Regions from separate parts of the Homo sapiens genome. Here region 1 is linked to region 2. The links are chromatin loops, found by intact Hi-C in ENCODE. Cell type or tissue: MCF 10A. All regions are shown on one strand. Links, peaks and the distances in the headings refer to the core of each region. The heading gives the core; the rest is flanking DNA. Region 1 overlaps POSTN (periostin). Region 2 overlaps LOC124903159 (a long non-coding RNA gene).

Region 1 (11,085 bases), core at 1-8,000, 150 kb before region 2:
ACCATTTTTCTTTTTCCTCAGCTTGTTAGATGTTCAAGTATGCATAAAGTTTCTCATATATGCCTCAGGGTTTTTTTTCCTAATTATTATAAAGTAATAGGAAAAAAAGGAAAATGTGAGTATTCTGTGATTTATCTATGCACTTTTAAGCTTTAAGACTTAATTGCTCTCTAAATACCTTGAATATAATTGCTTTCTTATGAAATGTTATATAATTCTAATCTAATTAACACAATTTAGCTGGGCATTCTTTTATAATTCCATTTATTTATGTTTTTATTTTCTTCCAAAAATCTGAAATTGAGTTTTCAAAATTAAAAAATCTATTGTTAGGAACTATCATATGTATGCAAACAGCATTGAAATATCTCACATGATGTTAGAGAAAATTTTATTTAAATTACATATGAAGGTTAAATACTGGGTAATGTAACTAGTTCTCTGAATTCTTTGAAGCATTTAAGTTACTTTTAAACTCTGAATTCTGTAAAATTTGCAAAGGTAATTTATATTTTATAGAACTAATGCAACTACAACTAAGCATTTTTAAAATTACACATAATTTTGTAACTTATCCAACCATTTATAATTTTTTAAGCGGATCTTGGCACTTCTTCCTATGCCTCACAGGAATTTTCATAATGTTCACAAGCTTCTTTGACTTACAGTGAAAAAAGACTTCTGTCCCTTTAAGAGGGGAAGGGGAACCTTAAAATTGTGACAGAGGATGTTCTGATCTGTTACTTCCATTCAAAAAGATAAATTCTCCTTTGTGCAACCATATTGTTTCAAAGTTAATTTTAGCACATTTACTTCTGTGATTACTTACCTAGAAAATTACAGAGTATAGTGTCTGTGTACATAATAAACCTTGTCTCTTTTGCTCTCTGACCTCTCATTGTTCCAGAGAGCCCTGAAGTTATGGCCATCCTCCAAATGAGCACATGCTTGGTTTAAAAAGGGTCAGTAGATTATCTACCATTAAAAGTAATAAGGCACATAGAAATAAAATTACGTTCATACTGTTTGAATAGTCCTAGTTGGTTAACTTTTTGAAAAGCTTGTATTTTACTCTCAGAAATGTATAATTTTTCTCTCTCTCCCTGCCACCTCCTGTAGACTTTCGGTTTTTCAACAATTCAGTAGGATTGTGTCAATAATTAGATTTGTGCAAGGCTAGAATCATGTCTTTGGATATCAAATCCACATCTCAACATTTTCTTCTATCAACCAATCTTTAGATACGAAAAACTAGTCATTATTAGGACATTAACTTTTTTCCTTTCCCTCTATCCTCCAGCCCAAATGTCTGTGCCCTTCAACAGATTTTGGGCACCAAAAAGAAATACTTCAGCACTTGTAAGAACTGGTATAAAAAGTCCATCTGTGGACAGAAAACGTAAGTCTCTTTTTTTTTTCATAATATGTCAGTTCCAAAAACAACATCATGATGTATATGCCTTCCCCTGGGTGTACACACCATTCTTCTTGAAAATACTGACCAAAATTGTGAGAGTTATTTAAAGAAAAGAAAGGAATACATACGTGAATAAAGAAGTTCTCCCTGCATCTCCAATATTACTATTAGAACTCAGATTTCTTCCTGAATCCATGTGACATGGAGGCCAGAAGGAAGCAGATCACATGGCTCAGGATTGGGTATAGAATCCGTGTGAGTAAATGATGTTGTTTCTACTCCTGGTTTGGCCCTCTTTTATCTTAGGCAAGTCACTTAACCTCTGTGACTTAGTTTCCTCATTTTATAAAAAAGTGGGCCAGAAAAACAAACTGATTTAAAATATCAGAGTTTCTGAGGCAAAAAGTTAATGTTTGTCTCTAGTCATTTGGAAATTGTCTAAAGTATTCCAGTTTACCGGAGAGTTTTCATCAAAGTTTAAAGTTAAAAAATACTTGAGTTTTATCTCTTTATTTAATCCAGTGATTCTCCGTTCAAGATGCTCCATCCCCAGAGGTCCACAAGGTGATAACGGAAGCTCATCATTATAGTTAATATCTCAATAGCCCAAAGGATGATTATGTTTTAACATATGTTTCACTGATTAGCTTAAAATTTGAAAGCATTATTTATTACTTAATAGACATGCCTTCTGGTTTATTTTACCAATAAATATTGGTGGAAAAAAGTAATAAACACTCTGGACTTATTAAGGTCAAGAACCACTCCTGTGATCCAAAGTCTTTATTTTACAATGAGGGAGACCAGTCATAAATAGGGCAAGTAATGCAATCAGAAAGGTTTAGGTGTCATCCCCAGTCAAGAAAACAGTGCAAGTGGCTCCTTCCTGCTTCCTATTAATTTGAAGTCCACCCTCAGTGAAGGATCCCTTGAGAATCAAAAGACCCCAGGAAGAACCTGCTTAATACATCAGCATTAAAATTCAGTTACCCTAAGTTCGGGTGGAATAATTTATTAGAAACTTATTTCTAAGTTAATAATATTGGTATAAATCCTAAACATGGGCCAGGAGTGGTGGCTCACACCTGTAATCCCAGCACTTTGGGGGGGCTGAGACAGGTGGATCACTTGTGGCCAGGAGTTCGAGACCAGCCTGGCCAACATGGTGAACCCCATCTCTAGTAAAAAAAAATACAAAAATTAGCCGGATGTGGTGGCAGGCACCTATTTGGGAGGCTGAGGCAGGAGAATCGCTTGAACCTAGGAGGTGGAGGTTGCAGTGAGCCGAGATGGCACCACTGCACTCCCGAGTGGGCAACAGAGTGAGACTCTGTCTCAAAAAAAAAAAAAAAAAGATACTAAATATGGAATCACTTAACTTCTTGTAGACTTACCTGTAAAACATGGATTTAATAGCTATATTATAGAGTTTCTGAGAAAATAAAATGAATTGATAAATGTGAAATTACTAAGTAACCATAATGCATAATATCAATTGTTCTTAAAATTAAACTCTTTTAAACAAATGCATAGATGTAGACAGGAAAGGAAGTTGTGACCAGATGCCTATTTGAAATGCACAAGATTGTCTTTATTTCTAAGTAAGAACCATGTATACAAGGCATTTAAGCTTAGCTGGGTTGCATCTCCACATGGTAACCAAGTCTAGGGCACCAGAGGACTTTGCTGACCATCTCCTGCTCATTGGCTTAATAGAGTTTCAACATGATGTTATCTTTTGACCTGAACATTATTCCTATTATTGTGCAGACTTCTGCTAGACTTGTGAGTCATTCACACAATTATAATGCAATCAGTTGTTACAATGATCTCTGCCATGCTGCAAGCTAGGCCCCAGTAGGGACTCTAAGGCTCTGAGTTTTCCTCTTTGTTATTTATATTCTTGGATACCATGAAGCATATTTGAAATGCACACTTAACTAGATAAGAAAGGACCTTCACCCTGAAATGTTAGGGAGAATGCTTATTACATCCTTCCTAGAAGATAGAGAAGAATGCCATAAATTTACTTTAACCATCTAAATATATGAGAGATGTCAAGGCTTGTACAGAGGCTATGCCAAAATTCTTTCTTGCTTTCCATTAAAAAAAAAAAAATCACTACTTTGAAGCCTGGCTTTTTTTTTTTTTAACCAGAAATGTAACAGTGTCTCCTTTGTTCAATTGTATTAGCTTATTTTTCTAAAGTAGATTCATTTTCAAAAACATAGTTACGTCTGGGCACTGAAATAAATGTAAATGCTAATTTCAAATAACCAAAGAAATCAATACTATTGACAGGAAGACTGACTGGTCTGCCATCTGCTTGCTTCTGCTGAAATTTCCAGAGATATCATCAGGACTTTATGATCAGATGACAGAAATGTTTGCCTTTCAGCTGACAGTTGCTCTGGGGATTTGAGAAAAGTAAACTGAGCAGGCCTAATGAAAAACGTGAAGCTTCCTAGGGTCAAGATATTGTCCAAAATATATATTGGTCTAGTAATATAGTATTCTGGAAACTTCCTCTAGAGAATGTCTGTGATATTTTTAGCTGGCATCTCATGAAATGTTAGATACTATTCTGAAAACAAAAATAAATTTCTCATGTTTAGAGCTATGTATAGCAATATTTTTTTTACTCTTGTTTTGCCCTACTGACCATATGGGAACATTGAGTTTTGGGTAGCATAAATGTTCTTCTGAAAAAAACTGCTTTTTTTTTCTTTTCAAAATATCCGCTCAGAGATAACCACATTGTTCAATTATCTGATGATATTACAATGAACTGCTGGAATTTTATCTCATCTACTGCATTAATTCTCTACATTATGACTGACCCTTGTCATATTAGCATTTGCTAATAATAATTTTTTGTTAAATTTCCTTTTCTATTCACTATTTTACTTCAAGTAAGTATTATCAATCTATGGACTAAGCACATTTGTATCTCATTTTTTAAATTGTTTACAACATATGCTAAAGCTAATATATAAGCAATTGTTAATCAATCTTTTGACATCCAATAATTAGATTTATTTACAAGAGCTCATGTAAATAAAATTATTTAGAGGCTCTATTATGATTTGCATAAGGCTCCTATATACCTTTTATATGTTTCCAATACCAACTATTCTTCAAACTATATTAAAATTAGAGAATAACTTGAAGTGGGTATTTCCCATTTAATTTTGTCTGTATTTTTAGCTATCTATTATTCTTAAGCCAATATTTCATGCCAGGAATTTTTTATTAACAAATAAAGAATGAGGATCCAAGGTTATAAACCAGACTACAAATCCTAGATAATTACTTAGTGTAGCAGGGTTCAATTTGAAAACATTTATTTACTTTTATTCAACTCTATAAAATCATCTTTTATATCATTAAAATTTTTGCTTCTTGATAGTTTGCTTTTATCATTTTTATCATACTAAAAAAAGATTTTATTCTTATACTTGGCGATCTCTTTCATGTCTAAATTATTTTATTCATTCATACTTCTTGAATACAATTAAGACAACTGGATAAAAAGCCAGAAAAGAAATAGCATTTGAATAAGCTGATTCATGTTTAATTAGTGAATTGCAAAATAATTAATCTATAATTGTCATAATCTGTTTGACATGATATTTATCAATTAAAAATTACAAAACGATGTGCATTTATTTTTTACTTGTAATAATCCCCCTATTTCTAATTGTTTGGTACATGTACCTTTATATTTCTTTTGAAAGGAAACATAAGTAACTATGTAAAATTTGAGTTAAAATAGGCTACCTATGTTAGATGATGAAGTCCAGAAAATATTCTATGAAATGCGAAAAAATAAAAATTAGGATTATATTATAATATTAATAATATAATTATACATTAATATAATCAGTTTTTATTTTGTAAGCAATTATATATAATTTTAAATTATTATTTTCCCTCAAAATATAGTAAATTAGATAAACTTATTTTTTGTATATCGTGATATCTTGAATTTTCTGGTCTGTTACCTTAATTATTGCCTATAGAACTTAACACACTTCGTTAACTTTAAACAGGATGCCACTTTCTTGAATACTAAACTCTAATATTAAAATAAACTTACTTAGATTATTTTTATCAAATTTTACAAAAATAAAAAGATTTTAAAGTTTATATATAATATAATACAATTAATAATCCTACCAACAATTCAAACCAAATATGGCATTATTTTATCTAGCAATGAGATAGCATGTTACGGACTCCAATGGGTCAATGTATTTTCTTATGTTTCCAATTATATTAAAGCAGATTTCTAGCCATTTTTAGTTTACAAAATGATTTCAAAAGCATTATTTCATTTGAGATTCACAATTACTCTGTGAGTAGATATTATAGCTACTATATTCATGTTAAATGCTTGGGGAAACAGGGACTCCTATTGATTAAATGACTTGCTCAAGGTTCACATGTCAACCAAGTAGTAGAACTAGGACCCAAATGTCGTTCTTCTGGATCAACATTATGGAACTTTTCTATAGTAACATGAGACTGTAGTGAGAAATCAAACTCATAGAAATATAGAAAAAATCGGCCGGGCGCAGTGGCTCATGCCTGTAATCCCAACACTTTGGGAGGCCCAGGTGGGCGGATCATGAGGTCAGGAAATTGAGACCATCCTGGCTAGCACGGCGAAACCCCATCTCTACTAAAAATACAAAAAATTAGCCAGGCGTGGTGGTAGGCGCCTGTAGTCCCAGCTACTCGGGAGGTTGAGGCAGGAGAATGGCGTGAACCCGAGAGGCGGAGCTTGCAGTGAACCCAGATCGCGCCACTGCACTCCAGCCTGGGCGACAGAGCGAGACTCCGTCTCAAAAGAAAAAAGAAAAAATCAGGGGGGAAAAAAAACCTGATTTTTAGAACCTCAACAAATCAAGTCAATAAGTGAAATATTTTGTCAAATTTATGTAAAAATGTATCCTATTTAGTTTCTCATTTTAATATTAATTTTCTTCCTATGTACAGGACTGTGTTATATGAATGTTGCCCTGGTTATATGAGAATGGAAGGAATGAAAGGCTGCCCAGCAGGTAAAATCTCAATTTTTTGAATTAAATAAGGAATTATATGCAAAGAAAGGGTTGAGGTGGCTTGTGGAGAAGCCAATTGTGTATGTGTGTATTCAGCACCATCCTAAATCCAAGATATATCCCTCCTATTTTTGTGTTAATCATGAATTTATGAATGATAAAATATAAGAGCATATTTCTCATGCACTGGATGCTGGGCAATACAACAGAAACTTAGTCACAAATTTAAATTAGTTCAGCTTCCCTTCAGGAACAAAACTCTTTACAAAATCCTGTTCTTTGAACTTGTCTAGGAACATGGAACTCAACTACTTGGCAAAACTTCATCTTCTCTAGTTGAACAGCTCTGATTTTATAATATTCTTTATATTGAAATTTGGTTTCCTCTACTTCTGCCAACTAGAGAAAAAAAAAATAGCTCATCTATTTCCTCTTTGAAATGGCAGCCATTCAGATATTTCATGCCAATCACCACACCTTTCCTCCAGCTACCTTCTCTTCTTGAATAAAGTCTTCTATTCTCTGGCTAACCATCCCCAATTCTTTTAATATGACACAGACTTTGAAGCCCTCCCCATTATAACACCAACCCACAGAAAGTCTCTAGTCCAGTAATCTTTCTTCTGAATACAAACCTAGACTGATATTTAAAGTCCATCCATGTGGGTCTGAGCATTTAAGACAATACCAAGATAAGTACCTGATTTGGGGACACCTTGCACTTTGGATAATGTCATTGGTAACCATGTTACATCATTAGCTTATATTGAATTTAGAATCAATTAAAATTGATTACAGTTTTTTTTACATACACTATTAAGTCAGGTCTCTAGGATTTGTTTTTCTCAATTTAGGCATAGGAATTACATGGAACCTTGTTAAATTTAACCTTGTTCATTTTGACTCAATTTCTCCATCTTTTTAGGGTCTTTTAAAATCCTGGTTTTATACTTAATAGTTGTGTCACCAAATCTAAGGATATTCACAAATTTAATAACCATTGATTCTATGCTATTAATCAAATTATACTAATTTTCAAATAAATAGGGTCAGAAAAAATAAGTTGACTGCACATTACCAGATAAATCCCTTCAGGCTGACATTCATTCATGAATCTTTCTTCTGACGTTCGGGAGAAATAATCTGGAAGGATTGAATATTTTAAATCATTTGCTCCCAGAAATTGTAATGAAAACAAGCAGGCCTACATATTTTTAGGGACCCAAATCTATAAAAATGATAGATTTAAATAACAGATAATATTGAATTATAATTGAATTATTATTGACATAGCAGGATTGAGATCTAAATAGGTTAAATGTTAAACCAGGATGACAGTTTAAATTTTTTTTTCCTCAACACAAAGGATATGTAAAATAATGTTTTTCAGTAGCATTTTATTATTTAGCACTCAAAAGATAACTTTTATATAAAAATGATTATTCATATAATTGTATTGCTAAAATTATTAGCTAAATGTCTTGGGAAACACAGCATAAAGTTTAAATGATTATGAATAATATCCTGAGAATATTATCCCCAGTACTGATTCATTTCTTGATTATTTCAGTTTTGCCCATTGACCATGTTTATGGCACTCTGGGCATCGTGGGAGCCACCACAACGCAGCGCTATTCTGACGCCTCAAAACTGAGGGAGGAGATCGAGGGAAAGGGATCCTTCACTTACTTTGCACCGAGTAATGAGGCTTGGGACAACTTGGATTCTGTAATTCATTATTTTTATCAATATATTTATTTTTTGCTGTTATTGTTATTTCATTTTAACTGACTTATTAACTTGGATATTAGTAGAAATTTTATATCTTTCTATTGTACATATATGAGAATACCTAAAGGGATGAGTTATTAAGGGAAGTAAAATATCTTAATACATCCGTAAATAGAATAAATCTCCAGGAGACTTATACTTTAATTTTTTTAAGAAGGGGAATCAAGAATCAGCTAAAAGGGCACTTACTATTCTATTTTACTCCTTTCCTCTTTCCTGTTTGTTTGTGAGGATATGTATGTAATTTCAGATAACATGTCTAACAGAAAGGTAAGTTAAGAAGCCTACTGAAATTTAAAATTATCATAAGCAGTATTATACAGCAATATTTTATTACGTATGTTTAATTATATGTATATATATGGATGTTCAGGTTGTCAAATTTGTATACATGTATGTGGATAGTTAAATGAAATGTGAAAATACATTTGATTTTCAGACTTTTGTGCACAGTCTAATTTACAATGCCTTAAATTATTACTCAATTTCCGAATCTATAAAACTGATATAAAAATACATTCCTACTTTCTACTAGATATGGAGATGAATTGATAATTATTACTAGAGTGAAATATACATAATAAAATGTAGGTATATATCTGTAGGCATTATCTTGCTACACTAGCTGTGTGGTTAATTGCTTGATTATAGAAATCGCTCCTCTGGTTGTCTTTCACCGCATCTCTAACCACCTCTCCAGTTCCTTTTGCTGACTCATCTTCTTCCTTGCCTTAAAGAATTGAGCAATGAGAACACATGGACACAGCAAGGGGAATATCACACACCAGGGACTGTTGTGGGGTGGGAGGAGGGGGGAGGGATAGCATTAGGAGATATACCTAATGCTAAATGACGAGTTAATGGGTGCAGCACACCAACATGGCACATGTATACATATGTAACAAACCTTCACGTTGTGCACATGTACCCTAAAACTTAAAGTATAATAATAAAAAGTAAAAATAAAAATAAAAAGAATGGAACTTATAAGAATTTCTTCCAGCACTTGACTCTGCTCTTTAAATGCACTTATCATGGTTTCAACTATCACTTTAGTGCATACAAACAGTAAACCTACGCTTGTTGTTTGGACTTGTTTCTTCTTGGAACCTCAGTAGAATATTTCTATTGTTTATCTTAGCATTTATCCTTGGATATACCATCTGCATCTTTAAACAAAAGTTATCTAAAACATATGCAATTTTCTTTCCCCCCAATAAATAATTGGTTTTTTTTGTTGTCTTTTCCCCACAATTGGCAGTACCAGTGTCAATGTTCAGACTTGAAATTTGTAAGCCATCCTTACCTCCCCTTTCTCCAATTCTTAAAAACTGCTGTTAGCCTCATCTCATGTTTCATCTAAAGTGATCCCCCTAATACTCTAATTTCTGCTGTACATTACCACTCAACCTTCCTGAAGCCTGGTTCTAATCATTAAATTCCAATGCCACAAAATCTTCAGTGGTTCCTTATGGCCAGTTTATTTCACTCCTCTTAGGGCATTAAAGTTATCCACGTTATTGTCCCACATACCCTTCTAAATTTCTTAGTATTATCTGAGAAACATAAAAGTGTGTATTAACCAAACTGGACAACTTTTGCTCTCTTGGCATTCACCCTATCTCAGCACTGGATTTAAAAGACCACCACACCATTCCTATTCATTTAAATCTCATGGTCTATCTCCAAACTACTTCCGAATAGCTGTTCTTTCTTATTGGAGCCCTGAAAGCATTTTTCCCCTCTGTCCTATATCTTACTCTGTCTACTTTTACCTGCTGCTATATGATAAACAGTTGTGACTTTTTGCTTTACTTATCATTATATTTCCCATAGCATTGAGTAAAGCATAATATGACACATAGTGTTGGATAGATAAAAAGGTACAGGACAGTTGAATTCTTGAATTTGTTATGGAATAAACATGAAACCCTTGTTAAAACTTAAGTGTTGCATACAAATATAATGTCATTTTTGTTTTCTTTTGTTTGCCATTTAAAGTATTTTAAATATGTGATAATTTCATATCTCCCTTTCTTATCATTTTATTATTTATATCAAGATTGTCTCTTCATCAACATATTCACTTTAAAAATTGTGTTCTAAGTACTGTATCACATTCAGGATCCTTAAGTAAGTATCTGAACTTACAAAATCCCTTAACCAATTAGAATAATATAATTTTAAGTTATTTATGTCAATTTTGTATGACCATCTGATAATGAAATGAGAAAATAGCAAGAGAGTAGAAATAGGGTGATCGTAAGACTTTTACTAATGTTCCACAATAAATTGAATTTCTATCATTGCAATTTTTCCTAGGATATCCGTAGAGGTTTGGAGAGCAACGTGAATGTTGAATTACTGAATGCTTTACATAGTCACATGATTAATAAGAGAATGTTGACCAAGGACTTAAAAAATGGCATGATTATTCCTTCAATGTATAACAATTTGGGGCTTTTCATTAACCATTATCCTAATGGGGTAAGTTTTATCAGTAAAAAGTACACTTATGAAAAATACCTTCTTTAATTTTGTCTATACTTTTTATATAATGCTCACAAAAATAATAAAATGTTAGTGAGAATAAGGTAAGTGCTATATTATGACTTTACCCCCAAATCTAGGGCATGTAAATTTCCAATCTGGTTATTAATTTCTACTAAAGAGTGATTGTAAAGGACAAATTACATGAACAGTTCATTGACAGTAGACAGGTATTCTAGAAAAGGAAATTTTAGTAGTTGATATGTTTGAAATAATTTATCGTAGTAGCAAAAAGAATAATCAAAGAATGAGTGTTCTTTT
Region 2 (11,415 bases), core at 1,567-9,566:
TGTTAATTGCCAAAACAAAATTGAATGGTTGACACATAGTATTAAAAGTGGATATAAATATTCTAGTTTCACTATAGTATTATATTTGAAAATCAGAATGGGCAGTTTGAATTTCTTCTGGTAGCTTTAGTTCCTTTGCACATATATGAGACACTTATACAAAGCACTTCCTATTTTAGTCTAGATCAAATACTGTATTTTTCATGTTGCTTGAACATAGAGAAGGAAAGCTTTCCACTGCTTCCATCACCATCCCCTGAGAAATGGGCCACATTGTACAACCGTTACATTAAAAATATCAATTGTAGTCTTGGATTAATGGAACTACGAGATATAGCACAATTTAGGTAAACAGAATCAAGTTTACTAACCTAAAAGGCAAAAACACAAAGAAGTACCATCAGGATACAGGGCAGAGAAACAAGTAACACTTTCTGAGAGAGAGGTACAAGCTTCTGAACCCCAAAATCCACACCTAGATTAAACAGATGAGAATAAAGCATCAGAAAGAATAAGGCCTTTACTTTGTCTGAAAGTCCAACTTCCAGGCCTGGAATTCAAGGCCCAGATTCATAAACAGATATAACTTTTTGCAGATGCTGAAATAATTCACCACATAGGCAACAGTAAATATGTACAGGAGACCACTTGTTCTGGTCTTAGAACCCTCGTAATATCTGAATTTTGCAATAAAGGTGTAACTGTGCAGTGTGGCCCAGCACGCTTAGTCATGAACACAGTTCTCATTGATGACTCTCACCTCTCCAGACTAACCCAGATTGGCCAGGGTATATTGGTCAGTGCCATGCAACAAGGAGAAAAGTCAGTTACGCAGTTACTCTCTGAGAGTTGTGCTAGTTGAAGAGAAAAATGAGCAAGAAAGAAAACAATGCCACATTTCACATTGAGAAGAAAAGAAAGTAGAAAAGGAAAACTATCCGTGCATTGTTTCTTTGGAACTCACGCACTGGACACATGTCCCTCTTTCATTTATCTTAATAAATGTTGAGCACTTGTTTTATGCCTGGTACTGTTCTAGGGGCTGAGGAAATAATTGTGTGCAAAAAGAAACATTGCTCAAATCAAGTTGACATCCTACTAGGGCTATCTTCTGTGTTACCTCAAGGTTAGTGGATGTAGGGGAAAAAAACTATTTACTAGATAGATTTTCTGGGAAGCCGTCAAAGCTATGAGGAGTGAACATATGGGAGATGAGAGAATGTTCTGGCACAAAATTTTAGTCTTTCCCATGGGCCCATTTGTTAACTTGTGCTAAAAGTTTTAGAAACTTCAAAATAGAAATAACTCATGATACATAAAAAGTCATGGGGGGCGGGGAGAAGTTAGTAGGAAATTACTTAAAGCCAGAGAGTATCAGATTTCTTTCTGTAGGAGGATAACCATTCTTAAAATTATTGTTAGTTAATTATGATCTTCTTGAAGACTCCACAGTGTCCCTCTTGAATATAGTCAGAGGCCATGAATAATGTGTGTGACTGAAGTGGTGGTGCTAGAAGCAACATAGAGTGAATTGTGGAAAGCTTCTTCTCTCTAAAGCATTCAAACTTACTGTTTAAGAACATGGTGCAGGTTAAATTCAGCCCAAGGGCTACCAAATTACAACCTCTGCCACAGTACTATGAAAATCTATGTTTTTTAAATGATAAAAATAGTAATAATCATTATCATCATTATTCATCAGAAGAGTATTATTAGTGCACATCTCTTATTTTTGCCACCCAGAATCCAGTTACCCTTCCTTTCATGATCATAACCTATTTTTTTTCCTGAGTGGATGGCAACCAATCCATCCCCTAATTTCTAACCACGTGCTTTGAGTAAACCTCCATCCCAGGAAGAGATGGAGCATTTGGGCATAAGCCAAGAAAAGCATTATAATTACCTCAGAAGGGGTGATTGGTTTTGTAAGGACATGACCCAATTAGACCTAATGAGATGCAGTAAACTCTTATAAACCTGTTATTTGTGGAAAATAGATTTTGCTTTCCATGTTTGATGTGAAAATGGGACATTGTAAGGTTTGGAGCTGTTCCCATCGTCCTAGGACCGTGAAGGTACAGCCTGTATGAATAAACAGCACCAGAGTTTACAGATTTGGGTTGCCATGGCAATTTAATATCTCTGTGGCACAATTTCCTAAACTCTAAAGTCAAGGGGGATGGTCTAGATCAGTGACTCTTAAATTTTTCTACCTACAGAGAAAAATAAATACTTACTCTCAGGGGGTGATGCAGTATAACTCCAAACGGCCTGTCATCAGTGGAAATTTGATTCAATTTTATGTTCTGTTTTAAATATAGACACTTTAAAATTTTCATAATGTTTATCTCAATATAAACATAATTCTCCATGAAGAACTGATGTTCCAGGAAGATGGGCAATGGCTGTGTTTCTTCTGGAGCTTCCTCTAGCCCCTGGCCCATCACTCTTGCCTTGGGGGCATTGAGAAACATGGGGGCCCATCACTCTTGCCTTGGGGGCATTGAGAAACATGGGGGCCCATCACTCTTGCCTTGGGGGCATTGAGAAACATGGGGGCCCATCACTCTTGCCTTGGGGGCATTGAGAAACATGGGGGCCCATCACTCTTGCCTTGGGGGCATTGAGAAACATGGGGGCCCATCACTCTTGCCTTGGGGGCATTGAGAAATATGGGGGCCCATCACTCTTGCCTTGGGGTCATTGAGAAACATGGGGTCACATCTGCTGCTAAAGAAATGCCCACCATTAAAAGTCTGTTAACTCGCTTTTCTGAACACTTGACCTTAAAGATGCCCTACAACCTATCTACATGTAAGAGTGATATCATTGAGCTTTCCTATAATTCAAATTAATAAAACACTACCAAATAATTATTTCTTGAGAATTCAAATGGGTCCTTTTTTTCCCCTTTTTCTACTTCTCCCCATCACCACCATTCTGCTCCCTTGCCGTTTTTTTTTTTTTTGTCCCATTTTGGACAAAAATTATAAATTAAAATTATGATATGAATTTGAAGATTGCTACTCATCTAGCATAAATAAGCAGCCCTGCCTCTCCTTATCCAACATACTAATATATGTATTGTTTTCTTAAATGCAAATGCCTTAGGCTTTTACGAGTTAACAGACTGTTTCACCCACTTCATTCCCACCAAAGGAAGCTAAACAAACAAGGGAGGGTGGATGAGGACAAAACAAGTTTTTACTTCCAGGAGAGCTTTATTTGAAAGCATCCAGCTCTGAGGATGCAGTATGAGTCCTGCCAAGCTCCAGGCAAAGCACCCTCCAAAAACTTGAGGACATTCTGCTAACGTGGGGAGTAATTGTGGAAACAACATGTTACAGAGACATTGAAAACTAATCCTGGATTTTCCAGTGTAATGTACATTTGCTGGAACATTCAACTCTTCCCAGGCAGAAGTAAGAATGTTTATAGCTTTCAGCCTCACTGTTTGTAAATGGAAAGCTGAGCTCAGAGTTCATAATCACTGATTAGGCTGCTGTTTTTTATCCAACCTTAGCAGAGGAAAAAATAGTGGGTTCTCATACTGAACCATAAACACATGTTATGTTAAGTGTAATAAATTCCCTAACATTGTACTCTTTTTGAAGGGAAGAATGAGGGATATAATAGAACATTTTCAGCTAAAAGCTAAAAGAGACTGTCTAGTTGGCATATCAAGTTAGAAATGAAAAGAAATCCATTTAAGTACTGCAGCATATGTATTTCATGGGCTAGCATCATAGAATACTGAAGCTAGAAGAGCTGCAGAAGTACCTAATCCAATTCTTTCTTTACAAAAGACAAAACTGAAAACCAATGAAGCAAAATGATTTAAAGTCACATAGATAGTTAGTGTCAACATAGATAGTAGGCTCAATTCTCCTGATTTCTAATGCAGCATACACTGATGGTAACTACTGATCAGTGCCACATATCATACAGGTCATGTCACAGCATTCTGAAACATGTAAGTTCTTTTTCTCACTGTCTGGACCACTTTAGACCTAGGTATGTAGCCATTACCATCATGTGGGACTTTGTTTATGGGAACGGCCTTGCCCCACCTCCTCATGCACGAGAATGAATGCCTTTGGCTAAGTAAGAAAGCTCAGAAAATATCTGTAAGTAGGTCTGATTTTGATGAGTCAAGAAGAAAACTATTGATTATAAGCTAGGAATAAAAACAGTGGGTCAAAATATAATAACCACATTTTCTAGTTTCTTTATATTTGATGCTTTGACATCTTGGAGACTTGCAGACTCTGGAAAGACTGACCCTAGTTAATTCTTAGAGATAGTAAAAGACTAGCTTATGAGTGCACCTTTCATATACCAAGTAACCAATCCAGAGCCCACATCTCAACCACCTTCTTTATTAGTCCTTTACACTGAGGACCACTACCCGCCTGCCCTACTCACCCCAGACCCAGATACCAGACAACTAGGGACAGCCCCTAGATCCCATAGCGTGCTGAAATTACTCGAACTCATCAATACCAAACCTGTTTGCCCTTCCTTGCCAGTCACTTCCTGTGGAAACCATAATAAAGACTTTTGTCCACATTTTCCCCTCACTCCCTCTGCCTCCTGATGCCAGCGCTTCCCCAGGGTGGCCAGGTGTGGCATGGTGTACCCCTTCCTCCTGGAACTGTGAGTAACAAACTACCTTTTCAATGGCAACCATCTCCTAATCTGGTCACCTGCATAATAATAACAAAACCTACATTTTGCAAAACAGAGGTCAAAAGCCAAGAAAACTAAAGGTGCCAAAATCAGAGATGGGTTTGAAGCAAGCAAGAGGAAATAAGAGATAAGTCACAAGTAGGGATAATGTGGCAAAAGTCTGGCTCAGAAGGAACTCATGCAAACCCAGAATACTGATGGGAGTATGCCTTTGGTGCCCTGCTGCTGATATGGGAGGGTTGCCTTAAAGTGTTAAAGTGGCACATCAACAAGTTCCTCCTGAACACATCCTTAATAAGTGGCATGTGAGCACTAGAACATTCCTAGACACAGACTCACTGTGCAGCATTCCCATGACCGGCGCCCTAGTTCTGGTCCATAGCAGAATGCTGAAACAGCTTCTTAGTCATCTCTCTGCTTTTTTTCCCCACCCGTATTTAATTCATCTATTTCAACCCTTCTAAGTCACAGCTTGAATGTTCATAAGAATCTTCCATAGTTCCTCATATCTTCCTCATTTAAATTGAATCCTCGCCGTTACATTCAGAACTTTCCAAATGGTGTCTCCAGCCTGTCCTCCAGTCCTGACTTCCACAGTTCTACATTCCCTACGATCTGGCAAAATTAAAGTATCCACTGTCCTTAGCACATTTTTCCCATGCACTGAACCACTTCATTACTAGTAGCACCATAAAATATATTTTACAGTATTGATTTTGGACATAAACATATCTGGGTTTGAATTCTTGGCCACAAACTGGTGTGATCTTGGAACTCTAAGTCCTTTTTTTGCTCATGATAAATAGATTTCATAATATATATGTTACAGGATGATTAAAGAGGTTAAATGAGATAATACACGTAAAGATCTCAGCACAATTTTGGTGTGAATTAACACTAGTTAACAGCAGCTATTTTATCGTTGCTCACCTTAAGTGTATTAGAGTTTTCAAAGTATGTCAGAAACATAATGACATTTGCTACTCATGAAGTTCTAACATGTATTATAACTGTTGCCATTTTTCAGATGAAAAACCTCAGACTCAAGAGAAGGGACTTGCTCCAGGTCGTATAATTAGGTAAGAATTACAAAAGTTTTTTTTTTTTTGAGACAGAGTTTCGCTCTTCTTGCCCAGGCTGGAGTGCAATGGCGTGCTCTCGGCTCATGGCAACCTCAGCCTCGCAGGTTGGTTCTAGCAATTCTCCTGCTTCAGCCTCCCAAGTAGCTGGGATTACAGGTATGCACCACCACGCCCGGCTAAATTTGTATTTTTAGTACAGACGGGGGTTTCACCATGTTGGCTAGGCTGGTCACGAACTCTTAACCTCAGGTGATCCACCCGCCTCGGTCTCCCAAAGTGCTGGGATTACAGGTATGAGCCACTGTGCCCTGCCTAAAAAAGTTCTTGACTGCTTCTTACTTTCATTCTTTTCTTCTCTACAGTGCAGATGACATAATGCCTTATAAAGTAATTTAATGAAAGGAATGGAAGTAGTCATGTTTTATTCTCACAGTACCTAAGAATTAAGAAGAAATTTTTAAAAACTTGGTTTACTGATTATTTGTATGTGCCTAACACTGTTAAGAGTTTTATATAAATTTTTATTATTTAAATATAACAACACATCTGCAAGTTATATATTATTACATATATTTTCAGGTGAGAAAATGAAAACTTATGGAGATTAACTTGTTCATATCACACAGGTGGCAACTGACAACACTGTACTCATCTAAGACAAAAGCCAACATACTTAAACACTAGATTAAGTTTTGATTCAAAATAGGCATGTAATTAATTTCTATTGAATCAAATTTTAAATGACATATGGAAAATAAACCTGCCTTGCACTGTGGTAGAGGGAAAAATAATGAGATTTTCTGGAAAACCAATTTGTTTGTGTATATGTGTATGTGTCTCTGTGTGTGTGTGTGTAAAACTGATAGATAGATAGATAGATAGATAGATGGATGGATGTTGTGCCCAAGCATATAAGCATGTTTTAATAAGCACTCTTTCTTTTAACAATAATAGAAATCCAATTTAAGCCAAGCACATGGATATTTGGAGGGTGGGAGGGAAGACAACCTTACCAGCCTCATTTGCCACTAGCTGTAACCCTGTGGAAAATTCTGATCAATGGAGTGTTAGGAGAGAAGATGTAAATGACTTATAAGATACACCTTAAGGGAAAGTGCTAGCCACTTTTTCTCCCTTTCTTCTACCCTGCTTAGATCATGAATGTGATGAATGGAGGTAAAATGTAGATTAGGTGAATAAAAATTGCTCCTTAAGGGTGGCATTGTGGACATCTCAAAGTAGCCTGAGTCCCAGGCAACTGTTGTGCCCCGAACATTCTAGATCCTAACTTTACATGAGAAAAAAAGTGTCTATCTATTTAAACCACTGTTATTTTGGTCCTTTATTACATACAGCTCAACAAATTATAACAATTCTTATATCTTAATTATTTACTAATGCATAAACCAAAGCTAAGAACAGAAAGAAGGAAACAATTGAAATATTTTTTGAGGGACTTATGGGTTAAGTGTCTAGCCATAGACTTATGAAATTTCAGAGTTGAGAGGGACATGAACGGTAATCTAATCTATTCACAGAGGCAACCCTCAAATCTACTGTCCCAAATTACAAAATCCAGTCATGGGGTTATGCTAAATTAGATGTATCTAAAATAAAGTGTTAATTTTCATAGTTGTCAGAGCCACATCTATGTATTCAAGTATTCATCACTTGAGTCGAAAATTTACAGGGCCCTGATACTTGCCTAAAATGTACTGGGTCTATATGAAGTGATACAGGAAGGACAAACAGCTGAAGTCATTGCAGGAGTTCAATGGGAGATATTAATCAAAAGAAGATTGTCAAATGTGCACACAAATTTACCACTATGGACCAGGCACAGTGGCTCACACCTGTAATCCCAGCACTTTGGGAGGCTGAGGCAGGAGGATCAGTTGAATCCAGGAGGTCAAGACCAGTCTGGGCAACATAGCAAGACCCCATCTCTACAAAAAAAAAAAATTACCACTATGCTATACCTAAGATCCGTCATTATCTTCATTTAGTTAATCTAACCTGCAATACTTTGTCTCAAATCCTGGAGACTTGAGGAAGCATTTTCTCCCACACATCCTAATGACACATCTTCAATGACTTCTATCATGGGAAGTAGGATCACATCACATGAGACTCATCATGGTTTTTAAAATATGTGTTTTAGAAGAATTGCATTTGCATAGTTATGCAACTTTGGGAGTGAAGTCATTGTTGCTGTACAAAGTAAAATTGTGGTTTATTCTCGTGTTTCTGCTAACTGTTCAGAAGGAAAGCAAACAAATTAAAGGTGCTGACACATTGATAACACCTTCCTTAGCAGAAAGTTCAACACCATACTCCTAAGCATTGTTACTCAGCATCTGCCCAGAGGCCTGACAAAGTGTAATACCCAGACACTAGGTAGAGATCCCAAGAATGGTAAGACATGTTACTTCCATCTGTTCCTTAAGGGGTGGGGTTGGGTAAGAGGAAAACAAGTTGCCCCATGAACAACCAGGATTTTTCTATTTGACTCCTGAATTAAACCCACCCCTCACCTGTACCCAACCCCACGCCACCAAAGGAAGGCATCCCCCTCCATCCTCCTGAAAATACCCTAAGAATCTGATCAAAAATTGACAATTTAAAAGATGCTCTAAAGTCTGTTAAGAATTGAGTTTTCTTCATCTAACATAATTGCTTTCTCAAGCACTTTCTGTTTTTAAGCCATGATTAGGATGTTCTATTGAAATAGAAATACACTGTTGCAAAATGTGCTTTCGCAAACAAAAGAAGGACTGCCTGGGAAGTTTTGCATGATTGTATTCACCATTGCTTATGTACCCACAAACAATGTTGTTATGGACTATCAAATGTATTTTACTCCTGAACTACTTAAAATAATTTATAGAAGATACACTAAAACTTACAAGAAACACAAATATTTCATTGCATATCACTATATTAAGTGTATTTACCTTTAATGGTAAATATACTTACCACTGTACTCACCAATTAATGGTAAGTGTACTTACCATTGTTTTTGTATTTTACCCATACAATTACTTTTTGTATTTTACCAATACAATTTTACCAATTAATGATAAGTGTACTTACCATTGTTTTTGTATTTTAAGGAAAGTAATACTAACTCTTCAGAGAAATAAAATTTGCTCACTTAATAAATATTCTAAGCCTAACTATTTGGTTGAAGTTAAATATATTTTATAATTTTTTTCCTGGAAATATTTGGTCATTGTAAAAAATATATAAAATACAAGTAAGTATAAAGAGAAATAAAACTCACTTCACTCTAATCCCATAATACAAACAAAGTAAACGTTCTGGTATATTTTACAAAAATTTAATATACCCCTTTATTTTATATTTAAAATTATATCACAAGCATTTATCTGTTTTAAGACATTTTCTGTTGTTCATGATATGTCTGCATTCTCTTTTGCTCCATGGACTATATTTTGTTTGGTTTTAACTCAAGTTTCTTGAAAAAAGTCTACTGGTACTAATGGTTAATTTAAGGATTCTTCTAAGACAAGGGAATTTTAATATATCTTGGAACAAGGAAAGTGAAAACACAACATAATAAAGCTTATAGAATGCAGCAAAAGCAGTACTAAGAGGAAAGTTTCTAACAATAAAAACCTACATTAGGCCAGGCACGGTGGCTCATGCCTGTAATCTCAGCACTTGGGGAGGCCGAGGCAGGCAGCATCACCTGAGGCTGGGAGTTCGAGACCAGCCTGACCATCAAGGAGAAACCCCATCTCTACTGAAAATACAAAAAATTATCTGGGTGTGGTGGCACATGCCTGTAATCCCAGCTGCTTGGGAGGCTGAGGCAGAAGAATCACTTGAACCTGGGAGGTGGAGGTTGCGGTGAGCTGAGATTGTGCCATTGCACTCTAGCCTGGGCAACAAGAGCGAAACTCCGTCAAAAGAAAAGTGAAAGATATTGAGTAAACAAGCCAATTTCACACCTCAAGGAACAAGAAAAAGAACAAGCTGAGCCGAAAGTTAGCAGAGGAAAAGAAATTATAAAGAATAGGGCAGAAACAAATCAAACAGAAAATAGAAAAATAAACAAAACTAAGTGTTGTATTTTTTTAAGATAAACAAAATCAACAAACTCTTAACTATACTAAGAAAAAAAGAGAAAAGACAAATAAAATCAGGAATAAAAGAGAAGACATTACAGCAGAAGCCTCAGAATAAAAAGGATCAGAGGGAAAATTATAAAAAATTACATTCCAAGTTGGATAACCTAGAAGAAATGGATAAATTTCTAGAAACATATAAGACTGAATCATAAAGAGATTTGAAAATCTGAACAGACCTACTAAGGCTATTGAATCAATCATCTAAAACCTCCTAACAAAGAAAAGGCCAAGACCAAAAGCCTTCATGGTTAAATTCTGCCAAACATTTAAAGAAAAATTAATGTCAATCCATCTTAAGCTCTTCCAAAAATCAGAGGAGGAAACACTCCCAAAGTCATTTCATGAGGCCGGCATCACTGTGACACCAAAGGCAGAAACATAACACACTTAAAGAAAACTTCAGGCCAATATCCCAAATAAACACATATCCCCAATAAAATGGTTGCAAATCAGATTCAACAGCACATCAAAAGGATTACATACTATGACAAAGTGGGATTTATCCTTGGGATGCAAGGATGGTTGAATACACACAAATCTATCAATGTAATACACCACAGTAACAGAATGAAGGACCAAAAGCCACGTGATCACCTCAAATAGGTGTAGAAAAAGCATTTGACAAAGTTCAACATCCCAAACTCTCAGCAAAATAGTTATAGAAGAAAATTTCTTCAACACAATAAGAGCCATATTTAAAAAAAAAACCCTACAGCTAATATTATAATCAATGGGGAAAAAAATGACACCTTTTTCTCTAAGATCTCATACAAGGCAAGGATGTCCACTGTTGCCACTTCTATTCAATATAGCACTGGAAGTCCTGGCCAGAGCAATCAGACAAGAAAAAAAGATAAAAGGGCCAGGCACGGTGGCTCACGCCTGTAACCCCAGCACTTTAGGAGGCCAAGGCGGGGGGATCACGAGGTCAGGAGATTGAGACCATCCTGGCTAACCTGGTGAAACCCTGTCTCTACTAAAAATACAAAAAATTAGCCGGGAGTGGTGGCGGGTGCCTGTAGTCCCAGCTACTCAGGAAGCTGAGGCAGGAGAATGGCATGAACCCGTGAGGCGGAGCTTGCAGTGAGCCGAGATCGCACCACTATACTCCAGCCTGTGTGACAGAGCGAGACTCTGCCTCAAAAAAAAAAAAGAAAGAAAAAAAGATAAAAGGCATACAAATGGAAAAGGAAGAAGTAACATTATCTCAGCACATGATCTGATCATATATGTAGAAAACCCTAAAGACTCAAAAAAAAAAAAAAACCTGTTAGAACTACTAAACAATCAGCAAAATTTTAGGGTACAAAATCAACATAAAAATGGGTGGCATTTCTAATCACTAACAATGAACTGTTTGAAAAGGGAAATTAAGAAAACAATCCAATCACGATAGCATCAAAAATAATAAAATATTTAGGAATAAACTTAACCAAATAGATGACAGATTTCTACACTGAAAATTAGAAAACATTGATGAAGGAAATTAA

Evidence for each region. Hi-C counts contacts between places; a loop is a spot of excess contacts. Peaks named below come from ENCODE experiments on the same cell type or tissue, not always from the same donor. Only the 100,000 strongest peaks of a DNase experiment are listed, where the experiment ranks them.
Region 1: it touches region 2 in a loop (2.8-fold over the local background); 3 of 110 quality-filtered maps call a loop at or near these places.

The regions. Positions count from the first base shown.
Region 1 is chr13:37,587,498-37,598,582 of GRCh38, reverse strand. It overlaps POSTN (periostin), which reads left to right. Exons shown (of 23, transcript NM_006475.3): 2 at 1,301-1,399; 3 at 6,419-6,483; 4 at 8,054-8,211; 5 at 10,597-10,761. Among named protein-coding and RNA genes, the nearest start is that of POSTN, 5.7 kb to the left of the region's middle. RefSeq lists an enhancer at 2,946-3,595. In MCF 10A, for the core only: no CTCF peak of the experiment used is centred there; no DNase peak of the experiment used is centred there.
Region 2 is chr13:37,440,306-37,451,720 of GRCh38, reverse strand. All of the region lies in intron 2 of LOC124903159 (a long non-coding RNA gene), which reads right to left. Among named protein-coding and RNA genes, the nearest start is that of LINC01048, 39 kb to the left of the region's middle. In MCF 10A, for the core only: no CTCF peak of the experiment used is centred there; a DNase peak (open chromatin) is centred at 5,040.